Regions from separate parts of the Homo sapiens genome. Here region 2 is linked to region 1. A link is an interaction called in ENCODE POLR2A ChIA-PET data of the cell type or tissue named here. Cell type or tissue: Panc1. All regions are shown on one strand. Links, peaks and the distances in the headings refer to the core of each region. The heading gives the core; the rest is flanking DNA.

Region 1 (10,428 bases), core at 2,812-7,811:
CCAAGATCAGGCCACTGCAATCCAGCCTGAGTGACAGAGGGAGATTGTGTCTCAAAAAAAAAAAAGTTGCACATTTGTTAGCTATGTTTTAGTTCTCTGTAAAATATAGAAAGCCTGCTCTGGCCACCTGTGGAATCTGCTATTTTCATGGAATCTGCTATTTTCTCACTGTTACCCTTAGTGTTAGAATTATCAACATATATTGCCTTGCTTCTTGTGGGTTAGAGTTTCCTATTTGTGTTTAGTGGCCCATGGAAAGCATATGAATCCCGGAAGCCGCTGGCATTTAGTTTGTAATGCTTATTGCATAAAGGTGTTCAGAGCTAGTTTATGAAAACGTTTGCAGATCCCATGGTTTTGTTTATCTTACCATCAAGAGTACAGTTACAACCTGCTCTCTTTGAACCAGTATATGTCTTTAGAAACGAATCACTTCTTAAAACAGGAGGAAACACAAAAGATCTAAATACAGGGGTAGATAAATATCATCACAGTAGCTCTCCCCTTCTGTTTCCAAGGTTGAACAACAGTTAGTCTTATTTAATATACCTACATGACACATGGCTTCCTTGTTCCAACTGCCCACTCTCCCCTTTCTTCTTTTAGATTATCTCTGGAGAACACGGAGGCAGAACTGCACTTGCTGTTTGTCAGGACAAAATCACTAAAAGAAAACATCCAGCGGGATGGTGAACTTTGTCAGCAGATGGAAGATTTTCTTCAGGTTTGTAGGTGACTCAAGTCAGTCCCTCTAATCTCATCTCCCAGCAGCACCCCGGGGCTGGTTAAATTTGCATGGGTGTATTTGTGGAAGCAGCAGTTCCCATTCATATTTTTTTTCTCCAAGTTAGTCAGAGGAACTTGGTATTTCCATGCCCATTCTTTGCAGAGGATGTTAAATGTGATCTAAGCCTGATATATTTTTTTTTTTTGTCTCTTCGTTTGTTTGACTTGTTTGTTTGTTTGTCTTGAGAGGGAGTCTTGCTCTGTCACCCAGGCTGGAGTATAATGGTGCGATCTCGGCAAACTGCAACCTCCGCCTCCCTAGTTCAAGCAATTCTCCTGCCTCAGCCTCCCGAGTAGCTGGGGGCTACAGGCATGCACCACCACACCTGGCTAATTTTTGTATTTTTTCAGTAGAGACGCGGTTTTGCCATGTTGGCCAGGCTGCTCTCAAACTCCCGACCTCAGGTGATCCGCACTCACTGGGCCTCCCAAAGTGCTGGGATTACAGGTGTGAGCCACCGCGCCCAGCCCAAGCCTGATGTATTTGTTTAGGGACAGTGCTTCTGCGAGGCTCCTGTTGTTCACTGCTCAGTTTGCACGATTGCAGTTTACTGTGGTGAACTGGTATCAGCCATGGAGTTGCACTTGGGCTATACCTGGCAACTCAAGTTTTGTTTCTAAACCAGTTAAACTTTCGGATAACAGAACAAAGTTCCACAGAAATCAAGATGCCTTAGAACTTGGGCTGTCATTTCTTCACTTGTTTATGTTGAAGAAACAAGCTGCGTTTTGGCATGTTTTATAATGAGAGCAGCAGAACACATGAGAGCTGTGCCCGTCAACACCAGGAGTACGCAGGGCCCACAGGGTGTGTCGGGAGCTGCTCCAAATAACATCAACAAAAAACAGCAGAGTGGACATGTTTGTGACAGCTCACTGTGACTCACTAATCGCATAGTCTGACATACTTCTTTTATCTTCCTTATTAAAAAAAAAAAAAAAGGCACCATCTCATGCTTTTAGTCTTCAGCGAAAGGCTATGCTACCTGAAGTGTTGTTAGTGTTTTGAGACCTGTGAGGTGGAATCATGTAGCAGGGCTGCCCTTGGCACTGGGGAGGAACAGTGTGCTCCTGAGGTTGTGCCAGCTGAAGCCTTCGCTTCTTAATTCAGCTCCTTCAAAATATTATGGCCTTCGGCGGATGCTTGATTTTGTTTGGCTCTGCTGTGAGTTTATTTTTATTATTAAACATGTGCTCTGTATTTTCCTTCAAGTAAAACCAAACTAATTTTCTTGTTACAAACACCACCACCAATACCACAAAAATACTGAACAGTAAACGAATGCATTAAACAAATCCGGAAAATCAAGAATAAGGACCATTGCACATCAAGACTAAAATTCTGGATGTTTCATTCCTCCAAGTTCTCATATTAACTATTACCATCTCAGTCAATATTCACACAGAGAAGCTTAGGATGAAGAACAGCTCTGACTTAGCCTCACCTCTGGACTGCTTTTCATAGTCAGTCTTGTTTTAACCCTTTACACTTCTTTCTGGCAGTCGTTTTTTTTTTTTTTTTTTTCCCGAGACAGAGTCTCACCCTGTCACCCAGGCTGGAGTGCAGTGGCACGATCTCGGCTCACTGCAACCTCCACCTCCTGGGTTCAGGTGAGTCTCCTCCCTCAGCCTCCTGAGCAGCTGAGACTACAGGCGCATGTCACCACACCAGGCTAATTTTTTGTATTTTTAGTAGCGATGGGGTTTCACCGTGTTAGCCAGGATGGTCTCAATCTCCTGACCTCGTGATCCGCCCACCTCCCAAAGTGCTGGGATTGTAGGCATGAGCCACTGCGCCAACCCAGTCATTTTTATCTCTATAAGTAAAACGTTTCATACAGCTGCATACTTTTCTTTCTTAAATTCAACTTCCTTTTGAATAGGTGAGATAAAATTTTTCGAGGTAGGTCAGGGTCAGGGCACTCAGGTCTCTGAACACCAGTCTGAATGCTGGACTCAAACTCTATGCCATAAGAAGTGGGGAACTCTTCAAGGATTCAGAGCAGAAAAATAACAGGAACACATTTTTGCAGATCTATTTCAGCATTTTCACCCTTGGGGTAAGAAATACTGAGTAAACTTGTTTGAAACTTCAGTGTGTAGCAGGCAAGTTAGAGATGTAAGGTTGACTTGGACACTACAGCTGCTAACCTGTTGACATTCTTGCTTTGCCAGTGTAGCTTTGAACTTTTCCATTTCTGGCCCTAATCATGTAGAACTCCTGCCCGGTAACTTCAAGTGTGGTTACTGTTCAGATCCACATTCAGAATGTTTCATTTTCCCAAGTCCAAAGGGTGACTTCAGTGTGTTTAAGATTTTCCTTCCTGGTACTCTGTCAATCCCCACAGGATCTAGAGATGAAACATACGAGGTGGAGCTGAGCTCCCATGTAGATTCTTGTCAAGAGGCCTATTTTTCTGCAGTTGAGCTGTTCTTGGCTGGAATCCATCTTTCCCCCTGTGGAAGAATGACAGGCAAAGATTTATCCTTTCATTAATACCATTCCTCCATAAAGAAAAATACAGCATGAATGCACACACTGCCTTGGGCTACTGACTCAGGTGGTTACTTTCTCTGGTATTTGGTTTCCTACATAGTTTTCGTTTCTTACTACCTCTTGAGTGTGTTTGGTTTAAGAGAAGGGCTTTTAAGGGGGAAAGTGGGTTGGAGTGGGTAATAGGTGGCGTCTTCACAGAATTTCCCTGTAGGTTCTGTAGCTCTCCACACAGGTTCAAACAGCAGTTCTACCCCTCCAAAGTGGGCAACTTTAGCTTTACCATTTCCCAGCCCATCCCCACTTCACTCAAAAAATGTTTTCAAATATAACCTTTTTTAAAAACATGATACATGTGATTTCATAAAGTAACATACTTCATTCATTCCTTCTTCATATAACCATTATTTCCCAGTAAACAAGGAAGCAACATAGGCTAGGCTCAGTGGCTTACCCCTGTAATCCCAGCACTTAGGGAGGCTGAGGTGGGAGGATGGCGTGAGGCCTTCCTGGGAAACATAGGGAAACCCTGTCTCTACAAAATATTTAAATATTAACTGGGTGTAGTGGTGCATAGCTATAGTCCCTGCTACTCAGGAGGCCGAGGTGGGAGGATTGCTTGAGCCCAGGAGGTCAAGGGTGCAGTGAGCCATGATCACACCATTGTACTCCAGCCTGGGTAATGGAGTGAGACCCTGCAGGTCTCAACATAAGACTTCAGTGTGATTCCAAATGTTCATTCTCATGGGCTGTGGCTGCTGTGGAGCCCTTTTTCTCCGCACCATACTGCTTCCTCATGCAGCTCCCCATGTTGTCACTGAACTGCCATCGGGGAAGTGTGTGTGACCCTTGGACATGGCAGATTCCATGCTGAAGGCCTTGGAAATCATTGGAGGAAAACAAGCTTCCTTTCTTCCCATCTCTGTGTTGAGGCAGTACCAGAATGCACAGGGGCCTCAGAGACTTATTTGTCCTAGAAGAATTAGGAGAAAATGAAGAAGCAAAGAGGGTGGTTTTGTAAAGGACAGTAATGCCTAGCCATTGGGACCCATCAGAATCTCCTGGGGTGGTGCTTTCAGAAAATATTAGTGTTGGGTCCACCCCAAACCTGTGAAATCGAACGGGAGGAATACAGGCATGGCCTGTTGCCAAGCTTCCCAGCTGACTTGGATCAGCACCCCGGGTTTAGGCACGAGGGTTTTGGTCCTGTGGGGGTGACCCTGACCCTCACAGAGCTCATTTGGGATTAAGCTTAGACACCCTCTCAGTGGGGCAAAATTGATAATGCATCAGTAGAGCGAGTAGCTTCAGGGACCCTAAAGTAAACTCTTGACCAGTGTAAGACTCAATTTTAAGAGGAAGAAGAACAGATGCAAAATGGATCTTCCTTGGTAAAAACCAGTTGTATACCTGTGTAATTTTTTTCAGTGACATTAAAAGTGAACATTTTGTTAGTGACGTTCTGCAGGTTAAAGTTCTTAAATCTATCTTGTTGCTTAGTCTAGGTCTCACACGGGACTTCACCTTGCTTTCCCCGAGGTTTGTTCTGGGTTGAATTATTTTCCTTTTGGCTCTGATTGCATTGGCCTTGCAATAAACCTTCCTTTTCCAAGACCTGAAATGAAACCCCAGAGCACGTCTTCTCTGGGCACCGGATGCAGTGCCCAGCGCCGCCTCAGCTGACAACGTTTACCTCAGTGTGTGTTCGTTTGTTTTTCCGCAGTTTGCCATAGAAAAGCTGAGGGAACTGGAATGCTGGAAACAAGAGCTCCAGGATGAGGCCTACACCCTTATAGATTTTTTCTGTGAAGACAAAAAAACCATGAAACTGGATGAATGCTTTCAGATATTTAGAGATTTCTGTACCAAATTCAACAAAGCAGTTAAGGTACATCTGGCAGCATCTGTGTCTTGGGGTTGTTTGGATTTTTATTTTCCTTCTTCTCGACCTAGTCATCTGCTCACCACAGAAAGGCACTTTGCATCTCCACGGTTTCGGGGACATCTGGCCCAGGTGGTATTGCCAGGCTCTCGGCTGGGATTGCTGGAAAGTGGCTCTGCCATCCCAGCCCCGAGGGCTTGCATAGCATCAGGGGGAGGCATTTGACTGCCTCTGCTACTTTGGTGCACAGGCTCCCTGACACTCACATTAATGCCTTGAGAGCATTTTGTTAGTAAAGTTCCTCCATGATGGCTGTCATACCATTTAAAAGTCTCTTGAAGATCCTGAATGTCTTTCTCTCCCGCTCCCAGAAGAGAACGTCCTCTTCCAGGGAGACTTCTGTTGTGGTGGGATGATGGAACGGCCCTCCCTTTCCCTTCTTCCAAGCTCTGCTGCCGTCACTGTGGGATTGGCACCAGGGCAACCATGTGGTCCTCCCCAGAGCGGTCTTCCAGATTCCCAAATAACCACAAAGCCTGCTGCCATACTGAGCAAGACAGCTACCTTTCTTGCCCTTCAACCACCAATTCCAGTCATCTCTGGGTTTAATGTAGAAGCCAGAAAACTCTCTGGGTTGCTTGGCTTTCAAGTAAAACTTTAATTCATCAATTGAAAGCAAACCGGCCACTCACATCCCTTCATTTCGGGTGGTGTTGAGGAAGCAAAGCTCGTGAGTCATCTCTCCCCCTCCAGTTGGAATGCAGCTTAGTCCATAGCTGAATTTCTTTGAGGGATTGGTCAGATTTCTCTCAAGCCCAGAATTGCTTTGTGTTCTCGACCCCTCCTTTCTCTATCCAGTTAAGAGAAGGAGGCTCAGCCTGTGGCCACGTTTGCACTCCTCTGGCCAAGAAGTGAGCTCAGCTGTGGGAGGCAGTGGTGGGTGTCAAGGCCAAGTTGGCTCTTAATGAGGCCCTCACTCCCAGGAATTCCATAGGCCTGTGAGGCCACCTGTGTGATGCTCTCAGCCCCACTGTCCAAAGAGCCAGGCACCGGCCCCACCACCACCACAGGCAATCTTTAAAGAAGGCCCGAGAGACTTGGGGACGAGGTGGGAGGCTGAGGCCAGAGCTGCAGGCGGAGCCAAGAGTCCCCGGCTAGAGCCCCACAGAAACTTGGAAGGGAAAGGCCATCATTGGAGGAAATTGATTGTCAAGTAAAACTGCTAACAATAACACATTTGGGCTGTGAGATCCACATATTTCCATGACACAAATCTATTTAAAGTGCATGGCCAGGTGGTAGAGTGTGCTTTGGTATGTGAGCTTGCTCTGGTGCAGTTTCGATGGGAAGGGCTGGGTTCTCTGGAGCAGGGTGAAGGTTGAAAGATTTGTAAAGCACACCTCCTCCTCTTCCTCTTCTCTGATTGTGGGAACAGGCTAGGACGTGAGAGGCAGAGCCATGTGCTGCAGGCTGCAGCTGGCAGAGCCACCATGCCACGTGTGGTGTTGCTTTACCAAGGAGCAGTCAGGGAACAGAGCTGAACAGAGCATCTCTTAATATTGTGGCTATACATTAATACATCCAAATCACTGTTAAGTAGAATGTGCTACACATGAATGTGTGTAGGACAGATCCATGCTGCACAGAAGTACAATTTGAGGCTCGCTCTTTAAATACCCACAGTATTTTTCTCAGCTATTGCCTATATAGCCCTTTCCTGGAAGTCCTCTGTGTCTTATACTGCTCAGAAACAGAGTTGGCTTTCCTTGGAGTTGAGGTCGCATGCTTATGTGGAATGGCAGCCTCCACTGAGCAGTGCCTTGGCTGGAAAGCTGGAAGTTGGGCCCAAGGATCGGATAAAAACTGTAGACAGATTGTTGGGCCAGGTCTACAGCACTCACCCCTTCTGCTCAGATCCCTAGTAGCTTTGAAGAGCCTCACCCTCCCTCTACACACACACACATGCGTACACACACACACATGCATGTGCACACACACAGCCTCTTTCTCAGTGTAAGACATGACCCTGAGCTCCCCTCCATGCCTGTATCTTTCTTTGGCTCTTAGCGTAGGTGGCTCTGGAACTGCACATTGGTCCCACATGTCTCATGCATCTTCGGGCTTCTCTCCATCCCTCAGGACAACCACGACCGGGAGGCGCAGGAGCTGAGGCAGCTGCAGAGGCTGAAGGAGCAGGAGCAGAAGCAGCGCTCCTGGGCAACTGGGGAGCTGGGGGCATTTGGCCGGAGCAGCAGTGAGAATGATGTGGAGCTGCTGACCAAGAAGGGTGCAGAGGGCCTGCTCCCTTTCCTGCACCCCAGGCCCATCAGCCCCTCCAGCCCCTCCTACCGGCCCCCGAACACCCGCCGCTCCCGCCTCTCCCTGGGTCCCTCTGCTGACCGGGAGCTGCTGACCTTCTTGGAGAGCTCCACCGGCAGCCCTGAGGAGCCCAATAAGTTCCACAGCCTGCCCCGGAGCAGCCCCCGGCAGGCCCGGCCCACGATAGCCTGCCTGGAGCCTGCAGAAGTGAGGCACCAGGACTCCAGCTTTGCACACAAACCTCAGGCCTCGGGGGGCCAGGAGGAGGCCCCCAACCCACCCTCAGCACAGGCGCACCAGCTTGCAGCCGCCCAGCCTGAGAACCATGCCTCTGCCTTCCCCAGAGCTCGGCGCCAGGGCGTCAGTGTCCTCCGAAAGAGGTACAGTGAGCCGGTGAGCCTGGGCTCAGCACAGTCCCCTCCTCTCTCGCCATTGGCTCTGGGAATTAAGGAGCATGAGCTGGTGACAGGGCTGGCCCAGTTCAACCTCCAGGGTTCCCAGGGCATGGAGGAGACCTCCCAGCTGACTCTGAGTGACTTCAGCCCGATGGAGCTAGAGTCTGTGGGGCATAGGGGCCCGCAGTCCCTCAGTGCCAGCAGCAGCAGCCTGACACCCATGGGCAGAGATGCCCTGGGGAGTCTCAGCCCAGCGCTGGAGGATGGCAAGGCTGCCCCCGATGAGCCTGGAAGTGCAGCTTTGGGATCTGTGGGTAGCAGCGACCCTGAGAACAAAGATCCTAGACCTCTGTTCTGCATCTCGGACACCACCGACTGCTCACTGACCCTGGACTGCTCAGAGGGAACCGACTCCAGACCCAGAGGCGGGGACCCGGAGGAAGGCGGGGAAGGGGATGGCTCCATGTCCTCTGGGGTTGGAGAAATGGGGGACAGCCAAGTCTCCTCCAACCCTACATCCAGCCCCCCTGGGGAGGCTCCTGCCCCCGTCTCTGTGGATAGTGAGCCCAGCTGCAAGGGCGGCCTGCCCAGGGACAAACCCACCAAAAGGAAAGATGTTGTAGCACCAAAGAGAGGCTCCCTGAAAGAGGCGTCTCCCGGGGCCTCCAAGCCCGGGAGCGCCCGGCGGAGCCAGGGGGCAGTGGCCAAGTCTGTGCGGACCCTGACCGCCTCAGAGAACGAGAGCATGCGCAAGGTCATGCCCATCACCAAGTCCAGCAGAGGCGCCGGCTGGAGGCGACCAGAGCTGTCATCCCGGGGGCCCTCCCAGAATCCCCCCAGCAGCACAGATACTGTGTGGTCACGCCAGAACTCCGTGCGGAGGGCCTCCACAGGCGCCGAAGAGCAGAGGCTGCCGCGGGGGAGCAGCGGCTCCAGCAGCACCCGTCCGGGGAGGGACGTTCCCCTGCAGCCCAGGGGTTCTTTCAAGAAGCCCAGTGCCAAACCACTCAGGAACCTCCCCAGACAGAAGCCTGAGGAAAATAAGACCTGCCGCGCCCACTCCGAGGGCCCTGAGAGTCCCAAAGAAGAGCCCAAGACCCCGTCAGTGCCCAGCGTCCCCCACGAACTACCCCGTGTCCCGAGCTTTGCCCGGAACACAGTGGCCTCCTCCTCTCGAAGCATGAGAACAGATCTTCCTCCCGTGGCCAAAGCCCCCGGCATCACTCGGACAGTGTCGCAGCGGCAGCTGAGGGTGAAAGGGGACCCCGAGGATGCCGCTCCCAAGGACAGCAGCACTTTGAGGCGAGCCAGCAGTGCCCGGGCCCCCAAGAAGCGCCCAGAGTCTGCGGAGGGTCCCAGTGCCAACACGGAGGCCCCTCTGAAGGCCAGAGGGGCTGGGGAAAGGGCCTCCCTCCGTCGGAAGGACTCCAGTCGGACCACGCTGGGGAGAATCCTCAATCCCTTACGGAAGTGATGGGTGCCTGTCCTCTCCTGCCTCCTGGGATTCAGACGGTGAAGACTGACTTCTGGGACGAGGATGGGGAAAGAGGCAGCATGTCTTTGTTACAGATAAAGCAGCCACTGGTGCCACTGCTAGTGACGCTGTTGGGATGGCACAGTCCAGGAGGCCTGTGGACTGCAGCCTGCTGTGCTGAGCCCTGCTGCAGTCCAGCGTCCAGATGGATGCACGTTCACTACTGTGACGGCCGCACCTCCCCCATGCACCCCACCCTCCCCCAAAGCCCGGATCCCGAGAAAGATTTAGTAGGAGTGTAAAGTGACATTCTTATGAAACAAGTCAAAAAAGTTTTTTTCAGGCCAGTTTTTATATATCAAAGACTTTCTTTTTAATATAAAAATTAGCTAGGTGCAGTGGTTCATGCCTGTAATCCAGCACTTTGGGAGGCTAAGATGAGTGGATTGCTTGAGCCTAGGAGTTCGAGACCAGCCTAGGCAACATGGAGAAACCCCGTCTCTATCAGAAATACAAAATTTAGCCGAGTGTGGTGGCACATGCCTGTGGCCCCAGCCACTCTGAACGCTGAGATGGGAAGGTCACTTGAGCCCAGGACCCCACCACTGCACTCCAGCCTGGATGACAGAGTGAGACCTTGTCTCAAACAAAACAAAACAAAAATGAAATGTTCTAGTTTTGGTTCCTTTTGCAGAGTGAAATGCCTCCCAGGAAAAAAATACATATGTATTTTTTTGCGACAGGGTCGTGCTCTTGTCTCCCAGACTGGACTGCAGTGGCACAATCATAGCTCACTGCAGCTTTGACCTCCCAGACCCAAGTGATCCTCCCACCTCAGCCTCCCTCAGAGCTGGGACTACAGGCGTGCACCACCACGCCTGGTTAATTGTTTTTTTTTAATTTATCTTTTGTAGAGATGGGATCTCACTATGTTGCTCAGGCTGATCTCGAGCTCCTGGGCTCAAGTGATCCTCCCACCTCAGCCTCCCAAAGTGCTGGGATTACAGGTGTGAGCCACCACACTTGGCCAGTATATCCTCAGTATGAAGATATTTTTATCTTCCTGTGTTCTCTGGCT
Region 2 (10,428 bases), core at 2,207-7,206, 180 kb after region 1:
AAATACAAAAAATTAGCCAGGCATGTGGCAGCTCCAGTCCCAGCTACTCTGGAGGCTGAGGTGGGAGGATCACTTGAGCCCAAGAGATAGAGGCTTCAGTGAGCCATAATCACAACATTGCATTCATTCCAGCCTGGGCGATGAGTGAGACTCTGTCTCAAAAAAAAAAAAAAGAAAGAAAAAGAAAAAGAAATAACCGTGAACCCCAAAATCATGTCAAGTGAAACTGTATATCAGAACAAAACCAAAATGAAGACATTATCAAACCAAAGCTGAGATAATTCAGTAATAAAACACTCTATGAATCTTCCCAGGGATGTACTTTAAGGAAAAGGAGAATGATCCCAGAAGGACATTCTGAGAAGCAAAAAGGAATGATGAGAAATATAGGTAAAAACTGTGTACAAATATAAGCAATGTTGCATTTATAAAATATTAATAATAGTGGGCTGGGCACTTTGGGAGGCCAAGGTGAGAATTGCTTGAGCTCAGGAGTTCGAGACCCACTTGGCAACATAGCAAGACCTCTTCTCTATTAAAAATTTAAAAAATTAGCTGGGAGTGGGGGCATGTGCCTGTGGTCCCAACTACTCAAGAGGCTGAGGTGGGAGGATCACTTGAGCCCAGGAGGTGGAGGCTGCTATGAGCTGTGATCTCGCCACTGCACTGTAGCCTGGGCAACACAGTGAGATCCTGTCAGAAGAAGAAAGACAAAGACAAAGGAGAAGAATAAAAAGAAGGTCTAATTGAAGGGTCAAAAATGTGCAATGTAGAACTAAAATCCTGGAAAAAAAAAAAGCCTACAAATTAGGATAAACACATTTGCCAAAATGAGCACATTCTTCCATGTGCCAGGTCCTGTGCTGAGTATTCTTCAGGCATTATCTCACTTAATCCTTCCAACCATGCTGAGTAACGTGCTATTATTAATCCCATTTTTCAAATGAGAACACACAGGAAGTAGCAGCTGAGATTTAAAGCCAGATCTATCCGACTTTTGGGGGGGTTGTTTGTTTATTTTTTAGAGAGTCTCACTCTGCCACTTAGGCTGGAATGCAGTGATGCAGTCAAAGCTCATTGCAGCCTCAATCTGTTAGGCTCAAGGGATCTTCCCATCTTAGTCTCCCGAGTAGCTGGAACTACAGGCACCCACCACCACACCCAGCTAATTTTTTATTTTTGGTAGGACAAGATCTCCCTGTGTTGTCCAGGCTGGTCTCAACCTCCTGGCCTCAAGCAATCCTCCCACCTCAGCCCTGCAAAGTGCTGGGATTACAAGCATGAGCCACTGCACCTGGCCTCTGACTTTGAATCTACCATCTTAACCACTCTACCACACTGCTCTCCATGGAAATGTTTGTCATGGAAAATATAGGGGTCAAAGCAGGAGCATTGATTGAGGCCAGGAGTTCAAGACCAGCCTGGGCAACATAGCGAGACCTTGTCTCTAAAATAAATAAAATAGAAAATAAAATGAAATAGAAAATATTGCCAGGCATGGTGGCTCATGCCTGTAATCCCAGCACTTTGGGATGCCAAGGCGAGAGGATTGCTTGAGCCCAGGAGTTTGAGGCCAACCTGGGCAACATGGCAAGACCCTGTCTCTACAAAAAAAAAATTTGTTAAATTAGTCAAGCATGGTGGTACACACCTGTAGTCCCAGCTACTCAGAGAGGCTGAGGCAGAAGGATTACTTGAGCCCAGGAGATCAAGGCTTCAGTGAGCCATGTTTGTATCACTGCACTGCAACCTGGGGGGCAGAGTAAGAAAAAAAAAAAGAAAAAAGAAAAAGATGAAAGGAAAAAGAAAAAAAATTGGCAAGTATAAAGCCAAGAATTCCCTCAAATCATCATAGTCGTAAGTATACACACATATAATTTTGAAAAAGATTGGAATCACAACTATCTACTGTTTTGAATCTCACTTAATATTATCAGTTAATATAATATTCTGAATATAATCGTCCTGCTCTTAATTATCCTTTAGAAAGACATTTTTCAATGACTGCATTCTTAGTATCTTTTAACTGACTTCTACAATGTTCATTGTTAATTTTTGTTAAAAGTGAAGATGATCTGTTTAGAATTTTCTGTTTTCTCAAACATGAAATGTATTAGGAGATGCCTATGTAGGGATGTCTATTCTATTGCTGGGTATACATATTTCTGCTTTAGGGATCTCCATTTGCAAATAAACATGTGTGTCACATGTTTACAAAATTTGTGCTTCAAAGCAGATTCAGGATACAGCATGTGAATTTTCAAAACAGAAATTAGGCTAGGCACAGGCTCACACCTGTAATCTCAGCATTTTGGGAGGCTGAGATGGGTGGATCACTTGAGGTCAGGAGTTCGAGACAGGCCTGGCCAACATGGTGAAACTCCGACTCTTCTAAAAATACAAAAATTAGCTGGGCTTGGTGGTGAGCACCAGCTACTTGAGAAGCTGAGGCAGGAGAATGGCTTGAACCTGGGAGGCAGAGGTTGCAGTGAGCCAGAATCACACCTCTGCACTCCAGCCTGGGTGACAGAGTGAGACTCCATCTCAAAATAATAAATAAATAAACAAAATTTAAAAACAGAAATTAGATGATTTTTCTCTTTCTTTTTTTTTGAGTTGGAGTCTCGCTCTTGTCGCCAGGCTGGAGTGCAGTGGTGCGATCTTGTCTTACTGCAATCTCTGCCTCCCAGATTCAAGCGATTCCCTTGCCTCAGCCTCCCGAGTAGCTGGGACTACATGCGCATACCACCACACCTGGCTAATTTTTTTTTTTGTATTGTAGTAGAGACAGGGTTTCACCATGTTGGCCAGTATGGTCTTGATCTCCTGACCTCATGATCCGCCCGCCTCAGCCTCCCAAAGTGCTGGGATTACACGCATGATTTTTCTTAACAAAAAGGTTTTTTTGCTTTATGAAGAAATTTTCTTGTGTGTTTTATTTTGCATAAACCGTTTCCCTAGAATATGGAAATATCACTTGCTTTGTGAAAATTGGATGCATGTGAAACTTTTCAGAAATGAATTTATGACTTTTTAAAGGATGCATTTGTATGTACATATTTCAGTCTCAACCCAGAGATTAATATAATCATATTACCATAATGTGTATAGTAAAATCTCATTAATTCAAACATGCCACTGATCTTTAACTTTTAATAGCTCAAATACGGAATACATAATTGATCATAGGATAAACCAGTACGGGGCATGTGTAATTTTTTTTATATACAATCTTCTTATGCCTTAGATGCAAGCTCATTAACTTGTTTCATTTTACCTTTTAGCGCCTATTTGTGGTGTGATTAGTATGATATGTCTGTAACCAAAAGTAACAAGATAGAGGTCAGGCAGTGGCTCACACCTGTAATAGCTGTACTTGAGAAGGTCAAGGTGGGCGGATCACTTGAGGCCAGGAGCTCAAGACCAGCCTGGCCAACATGGTGAAACCCTATCGCTACTAAAAATACAAAAATTAGCCTGGCTTGGTGGCTCACGCCTGTATTCCCAGCTATTCGGGAAGCTGAGACTCGAGAATCACCTGAACCCAGGAGGCGGAGGTTGCAGTGAGCAAAGATGGCACCACTGCACTCCAGCCTGGGCAATAGAGTGAAGCTGTGTCTCAACAAACAAACAAACAACAACAAAACCAAAACAAAAGGAACCAGGTGGCATGTGAACATTTAAATGTTTAATAAATATGCATAGTCTCATCTACACTTCCTCTTTTCTCCATAGAAACCGACTGAAATCATGAGTGAAATTTCATAAGCATCATGGCCTGATGATGCAAGACTGTATTTGAAACAATTCTTGAATTTCTGTGCACGAGATCATCTATAGCCAAATATTATTCCCATGAAGTCTCACCTCTGTTTCATACATCTTTATGGGCTTCTCCTCACTCCTACCTGGAGCCAGCTAGTGCTCTGTCAGTGCAAAATAACTGTTTAAATAGTATCTTAAGGAAAATAAATAGAGAAAAGGAAATAAGCCGAAGGGAATGATGGAATTCATTCTAAAGCCAGGTATTAACTCACTGGTAGGGAAGGGCGAGCGACGCAGTCCCTCGCCTGCGATAGCCACTGACCCCACTCAGGCTCGCGCGGCCCCTCTTCCATTCCCCCAAATCACTGCCGTCTTATTCCTGCCCAACCACCCTCGTCAATCTCTTTGAATCTGTGATTTAAAACAGGCATTCATGGACATTCTTCTTAGAAGGCCTAGTGCTAAGTCGCAGTTGTCAAGGGAACCGCGTGTCTGGAGGGAGAACAGGCTCTCCGGAGTTTCCCGGGAAACCACCCCCCGCAGAGGCAGGTGCGGCTGGCTGGGCCTCGCGGGGAAGGGCTCTCTGGGCGGAGTCGGGGCACTCGGGGCCTGGGGCGTGGTCGCCGGGCTGCCGTGCGCTCGGGATCAGTCTTTTTATACATATATATATGTGTGTATATATATATATATATATATACACACATATATATATGTTATAAAATTCTAACTTCGGTGGAGTACTTTACTTTGATATTCCACTTGCAAAACAGAACCACTGATTCCTTCCTGCTTGACAAGATTGAGTCGCTATCAAGGAGCTGCCCGTGCTTTGGAAATGGTCCAAATCGACGAGGAACTGCCAAGGAGCCCCCTCAGACAGTAAGGTTCTGTTGGCCAGGGTCCTGGGGACAGACACGAGTGTTGGTGCGCGCGACTGAAACGGGAGCAGAGCAGTTGAATGAGCTTCTTACGCTTTGCATGGTGCGCAGAATATCCCACCGATACCCAGAAATCCAGTAGAAATAGGGACGAGTGTTGCTGCGAAAGAGCCTTTTGCATTTGAAATGCATGTTAGGTTAACTGGAAAGGCGCCTGCCTCTTGTTTTGTTTCAGAAATACTGTTGGGAAAAGGATCCGATTTCTGCTCGGAGTGAAGGAAGTGGTCTCTGGAGAATTCCTAGGTCAAGGCTGGCATTTGCACCTTTTCATGGTCTTTCCCTGCACAGTCACTTCAGCGGCGGCGTCGCTGGGGCTGAGGCCGGGTGACTGCGGCTAGGCATGCGGATTTAGTTCCCCGCCTGTCATCTTTGTGGCTCCTTGTGGGGGAGGGGCGGGCGGTCTGACACAGTTATTAAACCTGGCAGCTGCGCTGGCGGCACTGAGGAGCATTTTGAGTGAGCTTGCAGAAAATGAGGGGCTTTCAGCTGGTCGCCTGCTTGTCACCTCTCGCTGCCTGAAAGGCAGCTCTCAGAGCCCTTTCCTGTCCTTCTAATTACAGCGGCGGGGGCAGTGCGCGCTTCGGGACGCAATTGGAAACGTGAGTATCTGTGTCCCCCGCGCTGCTGGCAGGCGGCTAGGCGCTTAAAGCTTCCAGACCGGTGGCGGGGACGGAAAGGCAGGGATAGGAGAGGCGGGCGCGCGTGCGGCGGGGCTGCGGGAGGGCCCCGAGACGCGCGTCGCCACGCCTCGTCTGGAGGTGGTGCGCGCTGGCGAGGAGGCGACAGCCCGGAAGGCTGCAGACGGGGGCGTTGAGTGCAGGGTTGCCAGCGCCGGGCTTGGAACCGCCCTATGCTTTGGGGATCCACACACAAAGGAAATAACCTTGGCCTAGGCAGCCAGGGCAGGCAGCCCCGTCCCGCCCCCGATCTTTCCGGCCCTTTTTGAAGATGGAGAGAAGGCGCGTTTTACGGTTGGCTCGAAACGAGATGAGGCCAGTGTTCCAGCCCGTGGGGACCTTTGTGCGCTGCGCAGTGGCGGCTGCGGCCGGTCCTGCAGGGACACGGGCGTGGCGGCGTCTCAGGGAGCGGCGCGCATCGCTGAGTCCGGGCCCCGGAGGGGGCGCGTCTGGGTTTCTTTGAGATCTCAGCGCCTTTGGGATTTCAGAGCCCTGCAGGCCTCAGTCTCTCGCCGCGCCCAGAACTCGTTTCTTCCTTCTCTTCGCACAAGGGGTTTAAGAGGGCAGACATGAAGTGAAAAGACCTCAATTCCCTCCTTTCTCCCCAAAATATGAGTGTGGGGGGTGTGGTTTTTTTTCCTTACTATAGATTGCTAAAAGGAATCTTGAAGTTCAACTCAGTTTTATATTTAATTCCAGACAAGGTTTTAATTTTACAGAGCTGGCATCATGCAAGGGTGTGTGTCTCTGTCGTTTACACATTTCTTAAAGAAACTCGGCCCTTCCCTAAAGGTTCCGAGGAGCGTTTCACAGAGTCACGTGGTTTCAGAACGTCCTGTTTAATGTTTCAAGTGCATTTCTGTGTTGATTTGGCTGAGGCCCAAATATGTGATACAGAGGCAGGCGGACCTGAAGTCTAACTACTGCAGTCTCTGAGGCTCAGGTTTCTTGATGTGGTGTCTGGCCTCCACGGTCAGGGGCTGATAGCCAATGGAAGACCTCACCTTCCCCAGAGGGGCTTACCAGAGCCAGGACCCTGTGTTGGGAGTGTGAGCAATGAACAGTGAACAACTACTTAAACTTTCCAGGTCTCCGTTTCCTCATCCATATAATGGGTGTAACAGGATAATATCAGATATCCATCAAAGTAATATCTAACTCCTAGCCTAAGAGATAGGCTACGATTTCTGCGTGTCTTCCATCTCCCACCAAGCAGCTTTTCTTTTAACCTGACATTGGAGGATTGGCTTAATGAGAGCAAGTAGAAAAGACAGAAAGACTACAAAGTGGAAAAATTAAAATATAATAATCCTCAGAAAAGTAGTAATCAGTATAGCTTAGAATTTGCCTAAAAATACACTAACCAATTGCTTGTACACACATGGTGTCCATATGGACACATATGGTCTCTTTAATTTTATTTATCAGGTTATGGCCCTGGGGAAAGATTGATGTCTGTCTGCCTCAAAAATAATGCTTGACATTTGGTGCTTAAATTTGCCCCAAATTGGCCAGGCACAGTGGCTCACGCCTGTATTCCCAGCACTTTGGGAGGCCGAGGCAGGCGGATTACCTGAGGTCAGGAGTTCAAGACCAGCCTGGCCAAAATGGTGAAACTCCGTCTCTACTGAAAATACAAAAAATAGCCAGGCGTAATGGTGGGCACCTGTAATCCCAGCTACTAGAGAGGCTGAGGCAGGGGAATTGTTTGAACCCAGGAGGCAGAGGTTGCAGTGAGCCGAGATCACACCATTGCACTCCAGCCTGGGCAACAGGGTGAGACTCCGTCTCAAAAAAAAAGAAAGAAAGAAAAAATGTGTCCCAAATTTTGGTTTTCCATCTCAGAGTGGGGTTTCTCAGATTTTTGCACATGAGTTTCTTGTTAATAAAAACCAGATGATGATTAAGTAGAAGTGTTGTTAAAAGAAATAAATGTGATTCTGAAATATTACATATGACATATCAAAACTAGAAATAAATACTTCTACTGAATTCTACTCTAGTAAAATAATGGTTAGGGTATTGTTCTTAATTTTGTCCACTGTACTTTAAAAAGAATATGCAGAAATTGGAGGGAAGGGGTTCAGAATGGGGAAATCAAATAATGAGGTGGAAAGAGGAGAGACTAAAAGAACCGAGGCTGTTTTAGGGAGAGAAGGTGGAGTGGCGACTTCGTTACTGTCAAATGTGTGAGGGGCTGAGAAGGATGGAGTAAGAGAAAACCAGATTTTGATTGGATATAATGAAAAACTTACAAAATGGCGAAAAAGTAAAATTAACCACCAAGAGGCGTCTAGAAGTGAACAATTTATCATCTGCCGTTCATGGCCCCAGCCCAGCCATTCTTTACCCTAGCTGCAGGCTAGAATCACCTGGGGACTTAAAAACTCCTCTGAACCTGGATCCTTCCCCAGACTCCAAGATTCTGACTTAACTGGTATAAGCCCAGGTATGGATATGTTCTAGGAGCTCCCTAGGCAAAACACTAGGTAGAGAAACGTTGGTCCATGCCTAAGAGGACAAAGTCTACCACTGCAGGGCCAGGCAGGGAGCATAGATATCCAAGGAGGGCCAGGACCTGCTGGGGTTCACTTGCTGAGGAGGCAGCTGTGAGCCACACTCAATGTTCTCCAGATCTTCTGATTTGCCAAGGGAAGCTGGAATTTTTGGTTTTTACATTTGTGAATATGACATCTCCAGATCTTTAGAGGTTGGCAACTAATTAAGGGTAAAGCATTTTAAAATGTTTCGTGCTTGCTGAACAAAACACCCCAGCCGAAGCTGGCCCCTCATCCAGATAGGCAACTGCAACCAGACTTTTGCCTTCTTTGTGGGTAACGGGTGTGAATGGGAGCTCTCCCGGGGCCTCTTCTAGCTTCAGTTTTATGATTTGATGCTTTCTTTTTAACCTGAAGAAACATCTCTTGGCCTCAGTCTTTTTAAAGGCATGTCATGTCTTCCTGGCCGAGTGTCTACCCCTCCATAGATCTCTCTGGATTGTTTGAATAAAGGAACGTTTCTAGTTCCCTAATCTTACCCTGGCTGTAAATTAAGGAGGCTGCCCCCTGGAGATTCTGAGACAGTGAGAATTCTAACCATTCTTAACCACGCCTGCCACCTCCCCCACATCCGCCACTCACAGCTCCCTTGCTCCCTCCACTGGTGATGTAGATGGGGTGAGTGGGGTTCAGGAGGCCTGGGAAGTGTCCTGAAGCTGCCTCCTGGTGCCCCATCTCTTGCAGGGGAGGGGAGGAGTATGGATTGATCATATATATAAGCTTATAAGCAGCACCATTGTTGAAGTATGATTCTTACAAATGAGACTCTAAAATTCCCAGTTCACTCATCTCTTGAATTTCCCTCTAGCCTCTCTAAGCCACACAAGCCACGGAGTATAGTATGTCTCCATCACCAAAGAGGAGCAATCGACACCTCTCTGCATAGACAAGACTATCTTGACCAGAGGTACAACAAATCCAGGCGGACTAGCACTGAGAGTTGACTGGATTCTCCCTGCCTCTCCCCTGTGGGTTAGGGCTGTTGTACTTTGGATGGTGGGGCCAGGTGGTGAAGTAACAGGAAGGCAGATCACCTGCCTCTCTAGCATTCCCCGCCCCTGCCTGCCCACCCTGCTGTAGTGCTAAGACCAGGGTGACACCTCTCTTCTTTCCCAATGATGAGGCACTGACAGCCTTCCAGGGTGGCAGAGAGACCTGTGTGTGCAAGGTGGCAGAGATGTGGCGCAGAAGAGATGGGCACTTACTCCAGTGCTGATACACAGAAGCCAGCTTTGTTCAAAACAGTGTTGTTTAGCAAGGTTGCACTGTATATAAATTAAATCAACATCCTTAAGCAGCTGCCTGTTTTCAGTTCCCACAGGCTAAGCAGGCAAAACCAGAGCGACTATGAGCAGGTGTCAGGTTCCCCTCCAAAGGTCACAAAAAAAGAAAAACCCCAAAGCCATGGCCATGCTGTCTCCAGTCCTTTTGCCAGCCTCTTGGTTCTCCAAAGTCAAATCTTTGGCTTGTGGTCCAAAGATTTCACTATCAATGAGAAGGTAAGGGGAGTTTTGAAGTTAGAATGTGTAAATGGCCCAGGGAAAAGGAAAGGAAGTAAGATCCAGCTGTTTGGTTGGATTCTGGTTGTCAAACACAGAAATATGTTTCTTGGAGGAGCAGAAGCCACATCAGCCCCAATTTTGAGTTGCCAAAACCATAGGCTCGGGCTGAGATGCTCTACCCTGGCATAATCTCTCTCCCTCTCTCTTAGTGACTGCGTAAAAAATGTGGTTGATTCTTTTCCTGGAATCATAGATTAGCACATTCCACTGCATTACCCTCTGCCCCCAGCTAGACCAGATCCTGAGGAGCAGGGGATGAATAGTGGGGTGCTCTGACACCCATTTAACAGTCTCACAGTGCCTTGCTTCGAGCCACTAAGCAGCCTCAAAGCTGTGCCCCAAAATGGGCTGCACACAAGGTTCTTCCTACGTGCTCCTTTCAGGCATGAGACCAACCTTGGGGATCAGTATTCCTGTCCTCTTTTCCAGGGCAGTGGTTAAATACCATCCACTGCTTTGCACTGGCACCTGGAATGTCAGGCTCTGACTATTTCTGGCTTGATAATGACAGGTTCCCTATGGAGAATTTTGGCCTATGAGCTTGTCAGCCAGGGTTTACACAGTCAGTTTGTGTTTTTTCTTGAGGTAGTTTACCCGGTTGCCTCTCTATTCTAGAGCTTTCCTGTTGGCTCTTTCTTTTTGACAAATTGACTACTTAACGGAAGATCTACTTAAGTGTGTCCAGGGACAGAGAGAGAAGGTAAAACCCCAGTCTATTGCTTTGAACCTTGTTGTGGTGGTAGCAGAAAAATCAACGAAGGGGAAATTTCATACTGTTGGCTAAAATGCAACTATTCAATTCATCCCTGTCCTGATCAATAATTCTTATTATATGAAATTAGTAAGAATATTAGGAAAGCTCAATTATGCAATCCTATGAACTATAATTGGTTTGTAAAAACAATTTCATTGGAAATTTTATTTAAAG

The links. Peaks named below come from ENCODE experiments on the same cell type or tissue, not always from the same donor. Only the 100,000 strongest peaks of a DNase experiment are listed, where the experiment ranks them.
Region 2: POLR2A ChIA-PET joins it to region 1 with 24 read pairs; 2 of 35 experiments call an interaction of 5 or more read pairs at or near these places.

What each region holds. Positions count from the first base shown.
Region 1 is chr4:152,967,374-152,977,801 of GRCh38, forward strand. FHDC1 (FH2 domain containing 1) reads left to right here. Exons shown (of 12, transcript NM_001371116.1): 10 at 607-724; 11 at 5,004-5,168; 12 at 7,302-10,428. The coding sequence ends at 9,350. Among named protein-coding and RNA genes, the nearest start is that of FHDC1, 36 kb to the left of the region's middle. RefSeq lists enhancers at 4,395-5,594, 5,683-6,203, 6,204-6,723. In Panc1, for the core only: no CTCF peak of the experiment used is centred there; no DNase peak of the experiment used is centred there.
Region 2 is chr4:153,147,969-153,158,396 of GRCh38, forward strand. It overlaps a transcript of TRIM2 not described here. Among named protein-coding and RNA genes, the nearest start is that of TRIM2, 51 kb to the right of the region's middle. RefSeq lists a silencer at 5,396-5,485. In Panc1, for the core only: no CTCF peak of the experiment used is centred there; no DNase peak of the experiment used is centred there; H3K4me3 peaks cover 1,721 bases; H3K27ac peaks cover 923 bases.